Linked DNA regions of Mus musculus: region 2 is linked to region 1. Evidence: chromatin contacts called from ENCODE Hi-C or POLR2A ChIA-PET data. All regions are on one chromosome and are shown on one strand. Each heading gives the region's core, a stretch centred on a gene start or an enhancer-like site at or near the end of the contact. The rest is flanking DNA. Distances are from core to core; before and after follow the strand shown. Region 1 overlaps Aopep (aminopeptidase O). Region 2 overlaps Aopep (aminopeptidase O).

The links. A loop is a pair of places that touch in the nucleus more often than their neighbours do. ChIA-PET counts read pairs that join two places held with the same protein, here RNA polymerase II (POLR2A).
Region 2: a loop to region 1 is called in a map of heart, with 3 times the contacts of the local background. The contact joins two enhancer-like sites. A Hi-C loop is called at or near these places in 1 of 37 maps with a recorded cell type or tissue (heart). POLR2A ChIA-PET finds 5 or more read pairs at or near these places in 1 of 5 experiments (Patski).

The regions. Positions count from the first base shown.
Region 1 is chr13:63,045,480-63,048,125 of GRCm38, forward strand. All of the region lies in intron 3 of Aopep (aminopeptidase O), which reads left to right. Among named protein-coding and RNA genes, the nearest start is that of Gm46422, 48 kb to the right of the region's middle. Within about 2 kb of position 1,321, at least 1 of the 3 ENCODE cell types and tissues checked has a DNase peak (open chromatin) inside an H3K27ac peak, as active enhancers do.
Region 2 is chr13:63,276,822-63,279,467 of GRCm38, forward strand. All of the region lies in intron 13 of Aopep (aminopeptidase O), which reads left to right. Among named protein-coding and RNA genes, the nearest start is that of Gm16907, 19 kb to the right of the region's middle. Within about 2 kb of position 1,335, at least 2 of the 3 ENCODE cell types and tissues checked have a DNase peak (open chromatin) inside an H3K27ac peak, as active enhancers do.

The DNA of each region.
Region 1 (2,646 bases), core at 71-2,570:
TTAAAACCACATAGTTAATGACAGAGGCAATACCATGTTCATAGCTTCCCCTATGAACATGGTTGCTGGTTTCTACCACACATGTTTAAAAAGAAGATCACTATGCTATCACTTTCCTCTAGTAATTTTTGTTTGTTTCTTCAAGATTTTATTTTTAAGTTGTGTTTACTTGAGTGTAGTGCTAGCAGAGGCCAGAAGAGGGCATCAGATCCTCTGGAGCTGGGGTTTTAGGTAGTTGTGAGCCCCTGGATGTGGGTGCTGGCAACCAACCTTGGCACCTCCAAGAGCAGTGTGTGCTCTTAGCTTCTGAGCTGTCACTCCAGCCCCCTGGCTTTACTTTTATAAATCTAATTTGGCATATTCCTACTCCTCAAATTAATGATTTTTTTTTAGGATCTTTGTCTGGTTCCCCCCCCCCCCATTTTTCAATTGTAAAGAGCATAAACGTTATTTCACTTTGGGCAAAATGCTATTCTCTGTCTGGACTGTACAATATGTCAGCTCTCTGACATTCTCTTCCGTATGACTGGGAAATTCCAGGAAAAATGACTAAGGAGCAAGACTCTCCCAGACAAAAAGCCAGCTTCCCCCACCCTATTTTGATGGCTCAAAATAAATAGCAGTGTTGAGAATGCTCCACATTCTCTCCATGTGAGAAGGCAGTAAATTAAAAAGCTTTAGGGGTGGCTATGATCAAGTAAGTACTTTGCCCACAAAAAGGAAATGCAAGGTAGAGTGTCCTAGTTTTGGAAGTAGAACCTCGGTACTGCATGCAGATGCTATGAAGAAGTGGGGTGGGCGTGCCTTAGAGTATACTTCACAGTGAACGTATTCCTTGTTTCCAGTAGACAGCTGCCCTCACATTGTGAGGGTTGTGTTTGGCTTTTCTATTGCTCATGTGGACTCAGATGATGTCTTACACTTTCCAGGGCTTTCATTCTGTGATTTGCTGTTCACTAGCTTGCTTGCCTCCTTGCTCTGCTTAGTATATACACAGAGTATGTTAGGATTTTTTTTTCTCTCTCTCTCAGACCACAGTGCTTCTGCCAGCATGTTTTATTTGCCCATTCTCACTGGTGTAAAATTTTTCTTGGATTAGACATACATGAATGTTTGCATGCAAGGCATTAATGTTTGTCTTGTGACCAACCATCTGGAAAGGTGGTATTCAGCCCACTGATGTCCTTTGTGTTTCAGGGGAGCTACTCATCTTCATTATGGTCATGTCTATCTAGGAGATCTGGTAGACTGGTGCCAGTGTTCCTTTAGGGAAGCCTTGAAACCATGGGATGCTCACAATCTACACAGCCCCTCTCGCTTCAGCAGGTGGCGCTCTTTTACCTTTGAAGGTTATTCTCTCCTAGTCGTCTGTGTCCAGGGCTATACTTCCTGCAAAGAGAGAGACCTGAGACCTCTGTGTAGGGTGGCATTGGCCTGTGAAGCCATTGTCTGGCCTGGTAAGGGAAAGCTGATGGGCATTGGCCCACCTGATGCCAGTTTCAGCCCTCGAACAATAGTGAGGAAGACTGATGTGGACAAGGCTTTGCCAGAGGGGCCAAAAGCTCATAAAGTAGGTCATGTAATTGCAGTGTCTCAGTTGTAACAGAAAGAATGCTGGGGTTTGCTGAAGTACCTGGGGATGGAGAAGGATACCATGAGGGGAAGAACAATGAAATGAGGAGCCTGCATTCCTTCCAGTGTGTACATAGTGCTTACACATGTTCCTGTGGTGTTCATATTTATATAATGTGGTTATCATATACTCATAAATGCACGTATTCCTATACAGCTTGCATTTGTAATGACCTTCCCAAAGCATTACTGCCATATGGAGTAATTTGGGCAGGGAGCTCTGAAGAAGGGATTGTGGCTAGAGAAATAGTCTTAAGATAGGAACTACATTGGATCTGAGAAGAGAAACATGATATGTCACATAAGAGCACACTGACATCACTGAGGGCTTCACTCTGTTGGTCTACCCGACAGCAGAAAGCTTCCAAGGTTACATGAGTGCTTCCAGTAGGAAAACTTTGTATGCCCTTTTAAATTTTCAGAGAAAACAACAATTTCTTTTTAAAATCTCATGTATCTGGCTGGCCTTAAACTGGTTTTTGTTTATTGATTTTTATTCTTGTTGTTATTTTTTAAATTAAGACAAGATCTCATGGTGATCAAGCTAGCCTCAAGCTTGCTATGCAGTCAATCATGAACTTGAATTTGTGTCCTACCTTTACCTCCCAGGTGCTCACATTGCAAATGTGTCCCACCATATCTTGTCTAAGCCGTGCATGGGATTTAACCAATTTAATTTCCCTGTACGCAAGGCAAGGACTCTGCCAATTTAACAACAACCTTTTGCCACTAACTCTTTAAATATCAGGCATTCTTGCCTGTGCAGAAATAGCTGTGTGTGATGGTTGCTGCCTTTGGAGTTTTAGTGATATACCAGGTATACAGGACTTGACTACCCACATTAGTTTACTATTGCTAATTGATATGACCAAAATGTGTCTACAGGACTTTGATTTTCTAATTTTTTCATTTTATAAAAATGCCCGTCTCAAATATTTAAGATTTTCACAAGTGTAAGATACAAAGTCACACTCACATCCCCTTGGTATCCGGCTGTCACCCACCGAGCTGAGG
Region 2 (2,646 bases), core at 85-2,584, 230 kb after region 1:
CTCACCCCTTCTCTGTAATAGCTATACTATCCACTCTGTGGCTACAACACTGTGTTTTAACTCAGAACTAGCTGAAAGGTTTGATAACAGAAACGCATTTATTCCCGTCCTGGAATTTACATTGAGATGAATTGGTAGATAACAAGAATTTAGAATTAAGATATCACTGCTTATGAATTAGAAGTTCAAAGTTTATCAAATTCTGAACACAAGAAGTTGAAAGTGCTCTTTGATACATAAAAGTGCTGTGCTTCGGGACCTTCAGCAGGACGGAAGATAGCCTGTAGCGCTCTGGGACTTCTTGTTTGAATCGGTTCTTCCCAGAAGAGTGAAGTAGTGGGAGTGTACCCCTCTGTCCCATCACTGTGGACCTGGTAGATTCTAGGCAGGCAGATGAGAAAACTTCAAATGTTTCTTGTAAAGTCCTTGGAAAATTTTAATTTGAGCATTTAGCTTAATTTAGTTTCTGAAATACACAGTGGCATAAAATAGTAGTAGACACATGGTGGTAGGACCCAGCTGGCCCCAATGCTCTGGTTTCCTGCAGTTCACAGGATATGCTTGATGTCACATTGCTCGAAGCATGGGTAATACTTCTAACAAAGGTTCAAATAATAACACATTTTACAATTTGACGCTCCCACTTGGAAGCATGGTGATTCTCTGTGCCACAGCCTACTTTAGCTCCCACCTGTTCTTGGCGGCTATCATGCTCTTTCATCCTGTGGTAGCAGTTTGGAGGGGCTGTGATCAAACGATGACTTACAAGTTCACATATCTCAAGCTATTAGTAACGTGTCTCAAACATCTAATGCCATGGATTCTGTGAATATTTGTTGCTGCAGTGGTCATTGCAGAGTGTAGCTCTGAAGATGCTTGGTAGCCAAAAGAAACTGACACTACTAGGAGGGTTGCCTGCCTGGTGGTGAGTTCTATAATTTGAAAAGAAAATATTTTCACTCTTCATTATTTGATAACCTTCATTTGCTAGCAACCTCCATTTTTACCCTCAAAATAATGCAAACAAGATTCACATTCAGTGTTCTAGCTAGTCTTAGGTTTAGGCAGTTCTTTAAAGTTCGATTAAAACAAAAACCGATGTGGAGAACCATTTTTCTGCTGCCTCCAGCAGCAGCAGCAGCAGCAGCAGCAGCAGCAGCAGCAGCAGCAGCAGCAGCAGCAGCAGCAGCTGTTTCTCTTTAAGTTTCTAATGCGTGGAAGGCACTTTAGTTCTGTCCGGAGGTCCCACAGACATTACCCATGAACGAAGAGCAGGCTTAATACGCCTACCCTGCCTGTTGTGTGAATCCCAACAGGAAAGGAAGCCCTTTCCTGACAGGCAGAGAAGACCATGGCTTCCTTTGGCTCCTGTTTCTGTTTCTCTCTGGATCCTGAGGAAATAGAAGTTCCTGCTCTTGTTTGGGGAACTTCTCTCCATGGTATCCTTATCTCACGCTATCGGCAAGAATCTTATAAGTGAAAATTCACTCAATGGAGTTTTATTTTAAGTCTCAGAGTGGTGCCTGTCTTCCTTCCGTCCACATGTGTCCTTTACCTGTGGCAGGCAGCCATGGACCTGAGTGGGTGGCCTTCAGGCCTGCAGGGTAGTGGTTGTGCTTCCTGGAGAAGGTAGCAAGGAATTTTCCAGATTCAGAGTACCTTATACAATGAAAGGTGTTTTATATCCGTGAGGTCACCCTTCACCTTCTGCACATGACTCTCAGAGGTCAGCGGCATTCTGCCCTGGCCCCTGGCCCCTGTTTGGGTTGAATTCCAGCCAACAAGTCTCCAGCCTACAGGAGAATTTGAGATTTTTCTCCCTCCCTCATTTCTTCTGTTTTGTTCTGTGTAAACAGTTCCTGCCAAAGTAACATAGACAAATATAGCAGAGAATGCTTTTCTGGAAGATGCATGCTCCCAAAGCATTTTTTAACCATTTTTGGGAAGAATTGATCGTTCTGTGCGTTTCAGACAGACTGAAAGAGGCGGGGAGGCTGTTGCTATAATGGAAGTGACATCATACATTATTGCCCCATTGATCCGCTTTTAGTCTCCAGCCAGGATAAAAGGAAATGGCACCAGGGAGGAAGCATGCTTCATTTAGGCTCAGATCCCAGAGTGATAATGGGGTAATAATAGAACTCACGCCACTGTCAGTCTGTGGCTGCATTAGTCTCAGGCTCTCTCCGTCTGGAGCCACACTGACTTCCTTCCCCATACAGCCACTGCTGTGCGCCAGCTGGGCGGCCAGGGAGGGGCTCAAGGGCTCCCCTTGGCCTTCAAGGCATGCCAGCTGCAGTCCTGATGTTTGTGCCTGGGGAAGCTTCGTGGTGAGACTTGTCTTGTCTGTGGCATTCCTAATCCGGGAGGTAAGTCTGCTCTTCTGCATTGTGTTGTGCTAATGGAAGAGAAAGCAGGGGCTGCAGTTGTGTGGATGGATTGTCCTCTGGGAGGGAGCTCAGAGTGACATCCATCCCTGCCCCCACCCACTCCCACCCCTGACTCCTGTAAAGACACTCGGGCTCCTACAAGAGCCCAGGGTTGGTTTTCTTTGTGCTGCTTTTACATGGGTCAGGGCTGGGGGTTAGAAATTTCACACTTTCTCTTCAAGAAACTTTAAAACTTCAGACTTGTGCCGCTTTCCTC